Regions from separate parts of the Mus musculus genome. Here region 2 is linked to region 1. The links are chromatin loops, found by intact Hi-C in ENCODE. Cell type or tissue: heart. All regions are shown on one strand. Each heading gives the region's core, and the rest is flanking DNA. Links, peaks and the distances in the headings are about the cores only. Region 1 holds the start of Fstl4 (follistatin-like 4). Region 2 overlaps Fstl4 (follistatin-like 4).

Region 1 (8,329 bases), core at 149-8,148:
TTGGCAAGCACCATGTAGCTTCATTTAAGAAGCAGGCCCAGAGGGTGAGCATTAAGCCGGCTAGATTCTGAGAGGTGTTTCAGGACATTCCGACCCCAGTACCAGCCTTGGCAGCTAGAGCTGGTACGGGTCTTTATCCAGTTTGCACTGAGATTCCCTATTAAGACCTTATTTGGAGCTAGGGAGACACGTTAGCCAGAGCAACTGCTTAAATAAGCCTACGCAGCTTCTTTATAGAACGCAGTTCAGTTTGGCCACCACTAGCTGATTTCATTTACACCGTGGATATGTCTTGGATGTCATTTTATTCACAGGGTGATTGACAATTCATTACATCTAGAGCAGCAACAGCCTAAAAATTTTTCAACTTGAGTTTTATGACAATTCAGTCAATAAAAAGAAGAATTAATATTGGGTCTAAATCAATCTTGATGATCTGTCTAATAAGCAAATAGAGACTCTCTATTTGGTTAACACTTACATAGCAATTACTATGTGTCAGGTACTATTCAGTCTGCTCTACAGACATGCCTCATCTCCATGCAGAAAGCAGTGACTAGCCTCCCTCCCCATCTGATGACAAGAGGAGGCAGGGTCACAGGGAGGGTAAGTACCCTGCCAGAGCTACATGGCATGTTAACGAGCAGGTGGGTGGTTCTGTGATGACCTGTCCATCATACCTCCCCACCCTTGCCAGTTTGTAATCTCGGTAGGCAGTGATTTTTCACATGACCCAGTCAATCTACACAAGGCAAGCTAGGAGGAAGGCCCTGAACCCGGAGTCCCTTCTTGCCCCTGAAAGATACCCAGAACCAGCCTCCTTTGCTTGTCAAGGCTCTGACCATGGCCAAGGATTCAGAGGCAAGCTATTACCCTTCTGTACCTGCTCCCAGAGTGGGTGCAGCTTGGCACACTCTCCAAGAGAAATGACACAGGTTGCTAGGAGGTCAGGATGCTCCTCCAACTCCAGGGAGCACAAGTCACTTTGAGGAAGTCAATCTGCTATTGAATTCATTGAGGTTCCAATTTAAGTCATCTTGCTGGCCTTTAGTAAGAATTCCTCCATCACAGGGGTGGGGATGAGCTCTTCATAAGGTTGCAGATTCTGACCATCAACTTGGACCTCATTCAGAGATTACACTTCACTCATTGTATGTTTCATTCATTCATGGCCAGATGGTTACATCGCCACCAGGATAGAGACCTTCAGGCCTCCTCTAAGGAGCTGAGACAGTCTCAGCTTCCAAACAACTCAGTCACTTGGCAGGATAAACATCTTAGTTTGAAGAGAGGCACTTCACCTTTTTCTCTGGTCCCCACCTGGTCCTCAACACTCTCTCACAACCAGGAGAGCTAGGTGCTGCCATCCTGCCTCCTGTAGATTTAGTAAGTCATTGAAGGTTTGGAACTAAGCCACTGCACAGACCTATCCTCTAACCTAGCATCTCACTTCCTGAACACCTATCTGCTTTCTTACCCTCAGATTTGCATCCTCTTCCAAACCCTGTTTGTGCTCGTCAGTGGTGTAGCCTCTCTGTGCAAACCTCGGGATTTGCGCTGTAAAACAGACTTGTATCTGTGCTCTCTTTCCGTGCTTAAAATTATAGTCATGACAAGTTAGCGTGATGCAACATTCCAAATGCCAAGTTGCTTTTTGAAGAAAGTTGAAAAGCCATGACTAAAAATGTAAGTTATTAGAGGAAGACCAAACCTAATATGAATTCATTAAAAAAAAAAAGTCTGCCCCAACCCAGAGACCATAAACCAACATGTAAGCTGTGTAGGATCAGTGGCCAGAGTCTTACATGGTTATATGCTTAAGGCAAGACTTGTCTTGTCTATTCCTGTAACCAAACCTTTCAGGATAAGTGGGAATGCTAGCCACTGGGGACACTGTTCATCAGCTCTCTTTCTCTCTTGACCTCTTTTCCAGAACACGAGAACATTACCAGGCCAGTCGCTATGGATTAGTCACACACAAATGGCTTAGAAATGGCAGAGATGCCTTGGTAGAGCCTCTAAGAGAGCAAACCCTGGAGGCATCTGCATTTCTAAACATCTGCTTGGTACTTGAATCGGACTATAGTTTACACCATGCCCTGGTGACAATCAACTGGGAGTTATCAAATGGGGAGCCCCAGAGCCCTGCCATCCTCTTCTGTGTATCTGCCTGATGTTGGGGGAATGGGGACTGCACAAACTCAACCTGAAACCAGTGGCTACATCATAATTTCTGCTGAAAGGTTTAGACTCTAGTTTTGATTTGCGTGTGTTTTAGGAAAAAGGAAAAGCACGTCAAATTTCCCCAAATAGCCCCAAAAATTCCAACCTGGAGAAGATAAGCATCTACCAAGCTAACTGCAGCACAATGTAATTAAGTGGCATCGTATTTTCTACGTTTTTGTTACATTTATTTATTTGGGTGTGTGTGTGTATGTTTAAAAGTGAGAGAACAGCTGGCAGAAGTCTGTTCTCTTCTTCCACGTGTGGATCTTGGGGCTCAAACTCAAACCTGAGAGCATGTGCCATTACCCACTGAGCTATCTCATCTGCCCTAAGTTGAATTTTCTATTGATTATGAACTCCTTATTATCCAACAACTGGTGAATTGAAGACCTAAATACTTCCATGTGCAATGTGTAAATTGATGGCATTCATCTTGGAACTGAAGTTTTACACATTCACCTACAGCTTCTATCACCCTTATCTGTCCAACCTTCAGATAACTCCTAAATATGTCCTTTAAACCGTGGTTTTCCCATTATATTTGATGTTCCATGTCTTAGTATTATTCAGTAAGAGGCAAAACACTTTAAGAGAGACACTCTCTTGAAATACCTAATTTCATCTTGTTTGGAAAAACATGGTAACTACACATAAGCAAGAAGGTGGGACTTGGAGAGAAAAGATACCTCCAGAGGTAGGGTAGACACTTGGGACAGGTTTGTGAAAACGTAACCATTCAATACCAGTTCCCGGAACAGGCTATTAAGTCAAATAGAAGACCATCACATGAGGACACAGTAAATAAACCGGTCCTCCAATTCCTTAACAGAAGGAAAAGCACAGTGAGTGACCCAGTCTCTCCCTCCTTCTCTCACCTACTGGGCACAACCAGGGGAATCAAAGTCCTGACATTGCCCAGTTCAGCGAGCTGGTCTCACTCTGGGAAAGGGGGTTGGGATGGGGAGAACCTTTCTGCAATTAACAAAACTTGGTGACATCAAATTCTAAGAGGAAAAGTAAAAGCCCCCGGGACAACATAATTAGGACTGCTAACACATGGACCCTTTCCCTGGATGACCTTTGGTTCAGGCTGAAGTCTTCCTGGGAAGAGTGAGGTATTGGGCCCCATGATAGGAGGAAGAAAGCCAGCATTCAGCTGACAGTGGCAGAATAACCTGGGCCTGAGGTCCCTTCTCACACAACTGAAACAGGAAGTCACTGGGTTCTGCCAGAGAAGTGCTGGGGCTATGATACCACACAAGTCCTAGTCACTCCCCGACTCGTTTGCTTTCCACACCAATGTCCACACCAGAGCCTATCCTCAGAGTCAGAGGGACCGGAACAGATACTGGCCAGTATCAGGGACGAGAACAGACTGTTAAAATTCTCCCTTGCATCACCAGTGGCTGCTGGGCAGGAATATAACTTGAGGGCTTTCTGGAAAAGTCCTGACGTCTTCTTCATTCCCCCCCCACTTTTTTCCTCCTTAGAAAATGCCAAGGGGTGTTGTTCTCTGTACGGATTTTTTGGCTAGCAAGTACCCCATTTCTGTGTAAGGCATATAAAGGGGTGGGTGGATTTGGGTACCTCGTGGCAGGGGAGGGTACCTAGTACAATTCTTGGAGCACAGGCTTGCAACAGATTTACTAGGACAACAGACCAAAGCTACTGGCGCTGTCTTTCACTCATGGAAAGCTCGATAGAAGCGACACCTAGAGGGGACGGAGGGGAGACTACCGAAGCGCTATTCATCAGTGTCAAGAGACGGTTATCTGGAGGGAAGTCCTCTAGGCAGGGCAAGGTGGACCAGCTCTGGGAGAAAATGCAGACCTGGTGGGGGCGAGGGGAAACTCCCAGAGAACTCTGAGCTGACCAAAGGACAGCATAGACGCTCGCCAAATTCTGGGCACCACGAGCCCTACCGACCGCTGCCAGTCAGTTTCTTCCCTTGCAAGTTTCAGGACAGGAAGTCCTCAGGTGGCAGACATAGGGGAAGCCAAGTGGGACACGGCTTTGTCAGCTGCAGAGAGTGCTCAAAGCCTCGTGCTGCAGTGCTACCCAAACTCCAGGCGACATGCGCCCCAAGAGCAGCGCTCTGCCTGCGTTTCCCAGGTCTCCTCTGAAACTTAGAAATGGTCTCTCTTCCTTCGGTGGAGCAAAGAGGGGCCGAAGTCAGTCAGCACAGTTGCTCTTAGCACCTACCCACCCACCCCCAACCTAAATATCCTCAGGACAAACTGCTCCCTAGAGACTTCCCAGTGGGTTACAGCAGCTGCTTACTGGCAACAACTGTGGCCTCGCAAGATGAAAGCCACAAGGTCCCCAGGGCAGGGTTCTGCTAGGATGCCCTCTTCTTGAGCTCCTTACACTGAGGGCCATGGGATAACGAGGGCCAAGAGAGGCGCAGATTATCTTTGGGCTGCGACAAGGGGACGCAAGTTTCCCCGCAAAGCGGAGGGGAAGAAGGTGCAAAGGATGCCCGCCCCGCACTCTAGATCCCAGCCAAGGGCACAGGTCTGAGCCAGGGTCTGTCGCTAGGGTTTGGCTGAGGCCATCCGGGGGTTCAGAGCCCAAGAGCGGCGCCTGCAGGGTCTCGGTGCGGATCGCGAGCTTCGGGCTCAGCCAGAGCAGTTCTGCGTGGCGCCCCGCGCGCCTATAAGGATCACTCCGTTCCCCACCGCTGATCCCCGGGTGTCAAACCCCATGTACCCCAGCTTTAAGCCCCCAGTCCTAGCGCATCCAGGGTGGCCCTGCCGAGTCCCGGCCCTGTGGTCCCGTGCCCGTAGCCAGGCGCGCAAACTTGGCTCTCCAGGCGTGGGCAGTGAGAACCTGCGAACGCCCGCACCGGGCCCTGCAGCGAGCTGCGGAGCTGCGGGCGTCGGGACCCGGGCGGAGAGCAGCGGGACGAGCTGGCGGCGGTGGCACGACTCGGACACCCGCATCTTCTCCGGAGCTGCGACCCGCTTACCTACGGCGGCCGGGGCCGAGGGAATGACCAGGTGGCCGGACTCGGGTGGAAGGGAGGGAGCGCCCCGTGGCGGCGACAGAGGCGGCGACCCGGACCCCGCGTCCTCGGCTGGGTCGTCTCCGGCTGTCGGCTGGTCCCCTGGCGTGCTAGAGATAGTCCAAGCTCCAGCTCTCCGAGCCTCCGCCGCCCGCCGCTGTGCCACCGCTGCCGCGGCTGCCCTATTTCTGCCGCCGGGACCGGAGCCCGTGACGTCACCCTCCGGGCCCCGCCTGCCCAATCGCCGCCACCTGTGCTCGCCTCCCGCCTGCTTGCGGGTCAGACCCCGCGGCAGGTGTAGAGCAGCCCGGCGCGCAAGCAGAGCGCGAGGATTCCCTGTTCCCTGCACCACCTGGGCCAGACAGCTCTCTTTCCCCTGGCTCCCAGGAAGCTCAGCAGGTGACAACCCCCTGCCTCTGTTTTCCCACTTACCCCTCCTCTCCTCTAAGCTCTTTTCCGGGCCAGCCTCCCCCAAGGTTGTGCTTTGCTCAAAGCGCAGGATTGCTCTCAATCAGCGGCCATTTCTCGTGAAACCTTACGGGGTCGGTACATTGCACCAAGAGAGATGTCCCTGAAGCAATATTCAGGGAACACTCCTCCCTGCATTGAGAACCAACTACCTGTGAAAGAGCAAAGTTTTCTTTACTCCCAACTAGAGACGCTTACAAGATTCCCAGGTGACATTTGCCAAGCCTGACCAGGCTGAGCCGGGAACGTGTCTTGTTCCTAAAACAAGACACTTTCCTCTCCTGGGCCTAAGACCTCAGCTTCCTGGCTTTTCCATCTCTTTTCTCTTCTCTTCTCTTCTCTTCTCTTCTCTTCTCTTCTCTTCTCTTCTCTTCTCTTCTCTTCTCTTCTCTTCTCTCTTTCCTCCACAGCTCTTCATATGTGCTCAGCTAAATTGCAAACACCTCTGTCACTTTCGACCTAACCTCACAGTTGCCCAGGTCCTGCCTCCTACTGTGCTGGTGTGGATGTCCAATGGCTTTCTGTCCTGCCCATGCCTTTGGGATCTCTCCTGATTTGCAGGAGGGCTCAACGGGGCTTCCCTGCAGATAAGATTAGTTAAATAGAAAAGAAATTGTGGAAATATGAAAGGCTGGTTGAGTCTGTCCTTCCATTGGGCCCCTGGAGTACAAGCCTCTGGGCTGGTTCCGGAAGATACTGCAGTGAGTGGGGCGACAGAGCCTTTCTTGCTCAGGTTGTTGGTGTAGGATCTAGCCCTCCTTCCACCACTGTCCAGAGAGTGGTGCAACTCAGACCCGGTTGTAATTGCTTCTCAGCTGCAAAAAATCAAAGTGACTTCCAAGTCGTAGTCAGCTGTGACTTGGCCAGTGAGCGCCAAAATTTGCACTCAGATATAAAAAGGCAGCGGTATTCTCTGTGCCCTGGGGCTGTGGCCAGAATGATGCTCTCTGCTATTTGACCATGATTTTCTGCCAATGCCATCCATGAATGAATCCCCAAGGCTGGCTGGAGGCTGGATTCTCTGAATATACCTGGAATTCAGGAGGTGAGGCACAATTTCCATCTTGAGAAAGAGAAAATGAGTGCCCCTAACAGGTGCCAGGGGGCACAGAAGTGATGTCCCGCTCCCCCAACCCCTTCTGAACTTGCATCCCCAGTCTGCAGATGGGACTAAACCACACAGCTCTCCAAGATGAGGTGGAAAAAGAGGCATATCCCTCTTTTCTAAGCATCAAGTCGCTGAGGCAGCCCAGTAGCCAGAGTGCAGGATTCCAGGCAGGAGAGTGGTGTTTCATTTTTTGAGGTTGTTGTTTTTTAATAACTAGAGGTCACGTATAAGTCAAGGCCTGCAGACTGACCAAGACCAGAAATAGCCACGTTTAATGTTCTAAACAACGTTGGGCTTCTTCATGCTTCCCAAGGAAGGAGAAGGAGAACGAAACTGCTATGAAACAGATGTTCAGATTACTCCCCAAGAGCTGATGCTGACCTCCACGGCGAGCCGTTGTGACCACTGAGCGGAAAACCAGAGTGGGATAACGAGTCACCTTGGAATAAGAGAAAGTGACGTGGGAAGGTTGGAGTCGAACACACCTCCGAGAGGCAGCATTGGGTGCCGCACGCATGCTGATGCCTCTTCCAGTTGCTTTGTGCTTTCACCGTGTATTTCTTTGTTTTACTAGCACATTCTGGGCTGGGAATGAAGCTGGTTTTCCCACAGAGACTTTTGGAATTTGCTTGCATCTTTCCTTGCATCTTCGTTTCAGGACTTGCAAGCTTCTCGTTAGCTAACTAGGATTCTTGGGGGAAGTTTTGTTGCTTTGTTTATTTATATTTTTTAAAGATTTATTTATTTATTATATGTAAGTACACTGTAGCTGTCTTCAGACACACCAGAAGAGGGCGTCAGATCTTGTTACAGATGGTTGTGAGCCACCATGTGGTTGCTGGGATTTGAACTCCGGACCTTCGGAAGAGCAGTCGGGTGCTCTTACTCACTGAGCCATCTCACCAGCCCTGTTTATTTATTTTTTTAAGGTAAAATTTTGAATTTGTACAATTCAGAACGTTTGGGGTGGAAGGGCTCCGAACATAAATTGCGTTAGTGCACTAGCTCAGCTGTACAGATTCAGAAACACAAGCGGAAGTGATCAATATACTTCTACTCTATGAGGTCTAGAAGTTTAAACATCCCTTGTTTTGGTAGGTTTTGAGGCAGGTTCTCACTGTGTAGCCCAGACTAACAGAGACTGTTTTGTTTTTGTTTTTTTACTTTTCCAGTGTTTTGTTTTTGTTTTTAAGATTTAATTATGCAAATGTGGGGGCTGTACATGTATGTGCAGGTACCCAAGGAAGCCAGAAGAGGGCATCAGGTCCCCTGGGAGCTAGAGTTACAGGTGGTTGTGAGCCACCAGAATAGCCACTAGGAATCAAACTCTGCAAGAACAGTGCAGAGAACCTGGGTTCAATTCCCAGCAACCACATGGTGGCTCACTGTCACCTGTAACTCCATTTCCAGGAATAAACACCCTCTTCCGGTCTCCAGGTCCTCTGGAAGAGCAATCTGTGCTCTGAATCACTGAGCCAACTCTCTAGCCCTGGGTGGCAGGGGGGGGCGGGGGGGTGGGGGGG
Region 2 (8,329 bases), core at 167-8,166, 110 kb before region 1:
AAGGTGTCAGAACTTGCCATCCCTCTGGTTAAGACAGGGTCCCCTTGTTTTCTGCCTCACACTCCAGGCCAGCTGGCTCAGGCACTTTCAGGGACGCACCTGTTTCTGCCTCCCATCTCCCCATAGAAGTGTGGGGATTACAGAAGCTCACGCTGTGTGCTTGGCTTTTTCATAGGTTCTGGGGATTCAAACTCAGGATCTCACACTTGCATGGTAGCATTTTTATCCACTAAGCCATCTTCACTGTCCCACAACTAGTTCTGTCTTCCTCTGTCTATGAAGTTATGAATTCAGTTTTTTATAAGAAAGGGTTTTGTCTTTATAATCAGAAAAAAAAAGAGTATTATGTGAGGCATCACATCGAGGCTAAGGAACAGACGAATCTGTCCTGCCTTCATTCCACAGTGACCAGCAGGTCGCTCACTGGACACATGTGTCCTCCCAGCACACCTGTGGCGGCAGCAGGTTCCTGCAGGCAGACATCTGGGTCCCAGAAGGTACCTGTCACATTAGGTGCCTGAGACAAGATTTTCTTCCCCGAGTCTAACTGGGCCCCAATGACAAACAACAGGTACAGAAAGCCCAGCCTTGCAAATCTGCTTAATCAAAGCCCAAGGGAGAGCCTTTGCCATTAAGCAGGGTTTTTATTTCCTTCGGGATGAAGATATTTTAGAATAAATTTCTCTCTTATTCCAAAGAATGAATTCTTAAAAGAGAGGACACATTCCCTACACACATTGCCCACAGCTGCCTGGCTTTTTTTTTTTTTTTTTTTTACCAGTAGATGAGAAACAGCAACTCTACCATCTCTGTGATAAATTAAGGCTCCTACTAGCAGACGGAGCAACGGAAGGTTGTTTGTAACATTAATACTCCCGGGGCCTGAAATCACGGCATCGGGGCTGCATATCAACGTCTGGCAGAAACAAATCAGTTGCAAGATAAAATCCAATAAACTACATCTCTGCTCGATGCCCATCAAACATACCCATCTTACTTGCTTGGGAATATATCTTTCAGATTGGTTTATTTAAGGCGAGACAACTGCCAGATCCCAGACAGCGGGGCAGCTGGGCCGCCTGCCAATCCCAAGCAGGTGTGGGGTCTCTTCCTGGTGCTTGGAGAAAGACCTTTAGTTTCAGGAAGTCTTTATTAGAAGGGAAGTCATTGTGGCTATCACTCAAACTCACCTCTTTGGTAAAATGCTGATAAAATACGTGCGTGCGTGCGTGTGCGTGTGTGTGTGTGTGTGTGTGTGTGTGTGTGTGTGTGTGTGAGAGACTCTATTTGATTATCCAGGGATTTATGACTCAGCAGATTTATACCCTGACCCAGCTATAAAGTTTGGCCTAAGGTAGACCCTAACCACAGATTCAGCCAAGTCAGAATCTACTGAAGCCAGAGGTGAAAAACTGTCTGACAGCAGGTGACCTTGAGCCAGGGTTGAAGTAAAGACACAGAAGAGTTGCAGAAGCCATTATTAGCTTCCTGACTAGCCCAGATGACTTGATTCTATCAACCTGTCACCCTGAAAGGCCGACAGCTCAGTCCTAGAGGAAAGAACAAAGCCACAGATAAGATTTCAAGGGTTGAGCAGAGCAGACTGGAAACTCAATTTGGTGGACAAGAAGGGGAGGAGAGCGAAGCTCTGGTTTCTGATTCCCCCATGAGTTCAGATAATTCATGGGCCCAATAACTCACATATGCATATATACAAAAGTTCATACATACTCATGGTATATATCATATCATATCATATCATATCAATGTGTGCCCACACACTCGTGAGTGTGAAATTCCAGAGACTTGTGGAAGTCTGTTTTTCCTTCCATCACGTAGTTCCTGGAGATTGAATAAAGCTCACTGAAGTTCTGCTTAGAAGATTCCAGAAGCCTAGGGTAGGTGAGGGACAAGATGGGCAGGACACCAGCATGTTTCTTCAGTAAATGGGGATGTATCTACTGGGACCTGGAGAATGCCCACACAGAGGGCATTAACTGAATGAATAACTAAATGGCAGAGCAGTGCTCACATCTTGAAAATCATGTCAGACTTCTCTACATTATTCCCTCGGAGAGGGAGCCATCTTGATGGCCACTTTGAACCACTCTTTATCATGGTTCTCTTAGCTGAGAAGCAAGGGCTGAGTTGCCCAGTGTTGTTATGTGCGTGGTTGTGAGAAGAAGGATCGCTGAACATCGGAGAATTGAGATGGGCTGAGAATCAGGTTGAAAACAAGTTCACTTCCCCATCTCTGATCCCAGGGCCCCAAACAGTGTTTGGCACAAGTGAGGCCATTTGATAAGCATTTGTTGGATAAATATTTGCAGGAGGAGTGACAGGCAAGGTGGCTGAACAAACAACACACATTGCAATAGGGTTCACCGAAAATAAATTAGGCAGGCTTAGGACAATCAGGCAATACAAATATTAAAGTTTTTTTTGTTGTTGTTTTTGTTTTAATAAATATGAATAAAGCAGCCCAGTGCTCTATTTAAGGTATTCCCTTGTAAAAGGCTGGAAAAATTCAGGCACTTTGGCTACTTCCTAAGGTCAACCAGAAGGCTTCTCTGAAGGAGCTCAGGATCCATGTTTGCCAACTAAGTGGGTAGTGCCCCCCTCTGTCTCAAATTAAAGCAGACAGCAGGAAGAGACGCCATCCAACATGGCTTTCACACTGTAGGTGCTGCCCTGCAGCCTGTACCTGCCATCCCCGTGTGGGTACCCTCCCTGCCACTGCAGATACACTCCTCTTTACTGAAGATGTGTGCTGGTGTTCCGCCATCATGGCCTACACCCTCCCTCCCCCAGCCCCACTCCCACTCCCACCCCGGCCCAGGGCTCTGAGAACCTTCAAAGAAGTGAACCACACAGGCAGTGCCAGGGCACCCCAGGAAACCCATGAAAAGGGCCAGGACTGCTGAGCAGGAGTCTTCGGCACTGAAACGGTCTTAGCTCTTGGCCCAGGAGTTGTGTTTTTGTCCCAGGCTCGCGTTCTCACTTGCTTTCTCTCAGAAATGGTACATTTCATAACCAGAGTCCTTCAGTCAAGGACCACAACAGCTGCCTGACTGCTAAATGCTGAGTGTTTCATTATACATAATGGGCTCACCTACGTATGAAAGCAAGAAACCGGTACACGGAGAACAGATCAGCGAGTGTGAGGGCTTCAGCCAGTGTGCCCACTCTGCCTCAACGTCTGCTCGCGGCATCGTCTGTCAGCTGAAGACCTTGACCTGGCTGTGCCTGCTGAGAAGCTGGGCAGACGCTTTGGGAGTCATAATTTTATCCACTGACTATGGAGCTCTTGGGACAAGTGTCTGGCACAAGTCCTGGATGCCATGATTCAGACAAGAGAGGAGGTAAAAGCTCCAGTCTACCTACCCAAACCTACGAATTATGACACTGGACGTAGGCTCTGGGCCATGATAGCTAGATATACACTGTCTCCTTAGATCCTCACAAAGAGGCTACAAGGTGGGTACTGTCCCTACTTGCAAGCGGGAACGCTGAGGCACAATGGGTTTATTTAATCTGTGTGAGGACATTAAGCTAGTGAGCAATGGAACCTGGTTTCCCAATTCCCAATGCTCCTAGCTAGCAGAGGACAGCCTGCACCAAAGTGCAAACCTGGGAGAGCCCGGCACAAAGCAATCTGACACCTGACAGCATTGCATATTCACTGAGCCCATGAACCCCCAAAGACTCAACAGTCAGCCACATGAGACCTTGCTTATCACTATATTAGAAATTACCTTTTGAACCCCCCCTCGCCCCCCGAGCATGGGGCCTGCGCACTCCCAGGTCAGGGTGTAGTAGCTTATGGTATCAGGTGGTACCTTCCTGTCCACTCTGTGATTAATGCATGACTTGGGAGTTCATTACTGGCCCATCCCAGCAATGTCCCCAGCCCTCCCTGAGGCTTACTGCAAGATCAATTTTCCCAGCAGAGAGAAAACTACAGACTCAGCTCCTGCCTAGATTTTTATCACCTGCTCCAGGAGAACTGGGGGACAACTGAACAGTTTAAAGGCAAATGGGAACAAAATGTAGAGCACGTTACCAGGGATACCATCTTCACAGACCCCACACAGACCTTTCTGGCATGCAGGAAGAAACATGGTTCTGATCCCCAGTATCTATGGTGAGTCAGCAGAATGGGCTTGGCTTTAGGGTTGGAGTCCACACTTGAAGTCCTGTGGCCACAGGACCCTTCCGTGAGACAAGGACAGGAAACCCAGCACTCCAGCAACAATGATGTCTATACAGCTCTGTTGGTGAAAACCTTCCCAGAAGCCACTAACAGTTTCAGCCATTTGTACTTTTGCTACTTTGTCTTCTCTCAGTTCAGTTCAAGGTGACCTGTCATCTTGATGATTAAGCCTGGTATGCATCCCTGAAAATTCCGGCATGACCATAGAATGTCTCATAGTCAAGGATGCCTCATGCTTTGCCAAACCAGCTTTAGTTCAGGCTCCTCTGGACCATCTCCACCTAGGCTGGCATCTCTTGCAGTGTAAGTGGCCTGTAAGGGCTTGAGTCCCTAGAGTAGGATGCTGCATTAGCTTGCTTATCACTGGGAGAGACTACTGAGCAGGAACATCTCGGGGCAGGAGGGACTTATTTAGGCTCACTGTTTCAGAGGGTTCAGTTCACAGTCACTTGGCTTTGTGGGCTTGGGCTGAGCATGGCGGTGGAGGAAATGTGTGGTGAAAGAGCTTACTCATCAAATAGCATCCAGGAAGCAGAAGCAGACAGGAAGGGCCAAGGAAAAATATTCAAGGACAACCCCCACTCAGTGACCTACTTTCTCTCGCTAAGCCACATCTCCTAAGGTTTCTAGAATCATCCAAAGTGGCACCACCAGCTTGGAATCAAGCTATCAGCATACGTGTCTGTGTGGGCACTTCATACTCAAACCATCTCAGATGTGATGGCTCCCCCGCATTCCAAGAACCCTGCACTGACGCGCATGAGCACCCTTGGTACAGACTTGAAGAAGCCGAGGACAAGACACAAGGTTCCTATGTTCGCGTGGAGCTCCTCCGTGCTCTCAGTGGTTGAAGACATTACAGTAGTTTCTACCGTATTTGCAGTTCCCTCTAAGGAAAACCACCTCAGGGACAGAATCAGCTTAAAGGATGGCTCAAGCAGCCATTTTTGTGCCTCGTGACTGCCCATGGTGAACCAGCTAGCTGGAACAGGGCTTACTCTCTATGCAGGGGAGGAAAATTCAAAGACTCTTTAGTGACACATTACCAAAAGTGAGCAAAGCCAGTTAGAATCAGTGTCTTACATTAAACTTCAAAAACCAAAATCCAAACGGCAAATTTAACCAGTTTTTTCCCAGAATTGAAACTAAAAGGAAGCTCCAAGGATGGTCTTGAGGTAGCCAGGTATCAGAGGGGACACAGAAAACATCTGCCCTGGGTACTCAGAGGCTGTGATGTAAAGAGATGGGGCAGAGGGTACATTGGTAGCTGGAACGGATGTGGTAGGAGAAGTGAAGATGGAGCCTAGCAGTGCCCTGCCAGGATGAGCACGCATGGCAGGGGAGCTGTTTGAGCACTGGAACCTGGGAGTAACCACTTTGGCTCTAGTTCTAGTATTATGGCTCTACCCAAAGTCAGAGCTTCCCGCCCGCCGCGTGCTGTTGTGTAAGGCCCCTGCTGACCTTGCTGCTCCCTCAGGCTACCCCCCACAGTCACCCCCAGTGTCTGATGGTGGCAATAAGGTCCATGCAGGGCATCTCTGAGGACTCACGCTGAGCAGAGCTGTTGGTCTCTCCAGGGTCTGAAGCCTGCGGGACCTGCTCTGCCCATGTCAGCCTCAGCCTCAGCTTTTTTCTCAGCATCAATGAACCACACCATGACTCCCACCGGGGTCCCCTCTTCTCTCTGCTGAGCAATCTAACTTGTAGCAAAGCTCCGTGATGAGCACACAGATAATTTTCGGCTAGGTCTGAGGCTGAGACAGTTTTCCTTAGAGGGGCTCTGGGTGCGATAAAGCTACTGTAATGTTGGCAGCCATTGAGGAGCAGAAGGGGGAACCGCACAAATACAGCAGCCTCGTTCCTTGTCCTCAATCTTAATCTATTCTAGATCCTCAATGGGCATCACAGACACACACAATGCTGGTAATTAACAAAGCGTGTTACCAAGGATCTACGGGCTTCTGCGAAGGCCTGTAATCTCATAACAATTTGGAGACTTGGAGCTTAAACTCAACAACAACCCAGTGCAATGTTTCAGATTATTTTTAAGCGGGGACTTAACGCAATCATGTGAGTACGTTTTCAAAGAATTTCACACAGCAGATTTTTAGGATGCATGTCATTCAATTATGCTTCTACATATGGCGAGTGATATTTGAGGCAGCTTGCGTGTTTTTCAGTCCTCTGCATTATAAATTATGTATCGTATGCCACTAAAAGATAAATGTGTACATTGGCTCTCATATATATATATTTAGAAATGCCCATCTTCTCAGGAAGAAAAGCAGTGGGTTTTACAAGGGATTTTCCATGGCCTGAGCTGCCAGAAGGGGAGGCTTGAATGAGAGGTGAAGCCAGGAAGTGTGTGAGCTGTAGTTTTATACAACTTTTATCTCAGGTGATGTGCACGCACACATGTGAATGCTGTTGCCCATAGAGGCCAAAAGGGGGTGTCAGATCCCCTAAAGCTGTAGTTACACCGATGATTGTGAACCGTCAACTCAGGACCTCTGCAAGAGCAGTATATGCTCGTACTGTTGAGGCGCCTCTCCAAGCCCTGACTGAGGTTTTCTACCATCTCCTCTCCCTCCACCCTGAGGCCTGCTCCTCTGTTCCTTGTCTTCTGTAACTGTCAGTTTGTTTTGGTGATGCTTCACCCCAGCTATTAGCATGGTGCTCCTTGGTATACATGCATTCTCATCATTTAGACCCAAGCAGGATGGAAATGGTTTTCTCTCCATAAATATCCATTACTTGTTATTTCATACAAACAAAGGTTACATGATACTCTTTTGTCAGAGAGAGCAACAGTCACCCCTAGAACAAGAAATAGCACCCTGAATTCATGCCAATGAAGAGACACTGTCAACTGTAACCTGTCCTGTGCCCATGGAAGAGACAAGGGAAGGATGCACCTGGGTAAATTGGATGGCATGTGGTAACACATATCCATTGCCTGTAAACTAAAACATTTCCTCCTGGAGGGAGGACAGAGGTTCCTAAGACTCCAGAAACACAGAAAGTTACAAGATTCACAAGCACCCCAGCTCTAGGCCACAGGGGCAGTAAATACTTGCTAGGGAGAGAATACGGTTTCCAGTGGAGCAGCCTGCAAGCGGTACAGTGAGCACCAGGAGTGCTACTCCCGTGAGTCTTGCTCAGGCCCTTTCATCAGTGTAGTTTCCTTTGAGTCAACCACACTCCTATTACTGGGCCCCTCCATGTTCTTGTAAGCAGTCTCTCAGTGAATTTACTGGCTAACCAAGCTAGACTAGGGTTGAACCATTTTTTTGATCTACTGTTATTGTTCACAGCATTGGAAAAGTCTCACATTAAGAGAGAAGTCCCATTCCAATGCCAATGGAAAGGAGGGTAGCGAATATGAACCCAGTAGGCATCCTGGTTGTCTAGGGGGCAAGATTGAGGGTGCCCATGCACCTTGACCACATGAATGAGAATCTCTTCCTTCAGGAGTAAGCCCTGAGGCAGAAGAACAGGGTGGGGGTAGGTCTAGACTCCATGCTCAAAGAATAAGAAAATGCCAGCTCAATGAGTCTTTCCGAAAGTGATCTATTTTAGCATCTGAAGAAAAAGTTAAGAAAACTTCTGAACCCCCAACACAGTGGAGAATGTTGCAGTGGTGGTATTCACTTTTAGTCCTAGCACTTGGGAAGCAGAGGCAGGCAGATCTCTGTGAGTTCAAGGCCAGCCTGGTCTACAGAGCTAGTTCCAGGACAGCCAGGGCTACACAGAGATACCCTGTCTCAAAAAACTAAAGAGAGAGAGAGAGAGAGAGAGAGAGAGAGAGAGAGAGAGAGAGAGAGAGAGAGAGAGAGGATGGATTGGGGAGAAGACATCTGTTGAGGGGAGGAGGAAGAGACAAGAGGACAAACAGCAGAGCCGGAGAGAGTAGCACGGGGGAGGAGGGTTGGAGAGCAAGGAGCACTGCAAGAGGCACAAGTGCTCTTATGCAATAGTCATTGCCCATTGCTGTGGAGCCACTAAAGCACAGCCTAGACACAGGCAAAACTAGATCAGTGACACAGAGGACAACTGCTCAAAGCTGTCCCCAAATGCAGCAAAGAGAGGAGAAGATGGGGGCAGGTAGGAGAGTCC

The links. Hi-C counts contacts between places; a loop is a spot of excess contacts. Peaks named below come from ENCODE experiments on the same cell type or tissue, not always from the same donor. Only the 100,000 strongest peaks of a DNase experiment are listed, where the experiment ranks them.
Region 2: it touches region 1 in a loop (2.7-fold over the local background); 1 of 42 quality-filtered maps calls a loop at or near these places.

What each region holds. Positions count from the first base shown.
Region 1 is chr11:52,761,748-52,770,076 of GRCm38, reverse strand. It overlaps Fstl4 (follistatin-like 4), which reads right to left and starts at 5,371. Exons shown (of 16, transcript NM_177059.3): 1 at 5,195-5,371. In heart, for the core only: CTCF peaks have their summits at 3,953 and 8,057 (motif pointing right); no DNase peak of the experiment used is centred there; H3K4me3 peaks cover 2,398 bases; H3K27ac peaks cover 1,794 bases; H3K27me3 peaks cover 3,520 bases.
Region 2 is chr11:52,871,042-52,879,370 of GRCm38, reverse strand. All of the region lies in intron 3 of Fstl4 (follistatin-like 4), which reads right to left. Among named protein-coding and RNA genes, the nearest start is that of Fstl4, 110 kb to the right of the region's middle. RefSeq lists an enhancer at 868-2,347. In heart, for the core only: no CTCF peak of the experiment used is centred there; a DNase peak (open chromatin) is centred at 3,250; H3K27ac peaks cover 2,617 bases.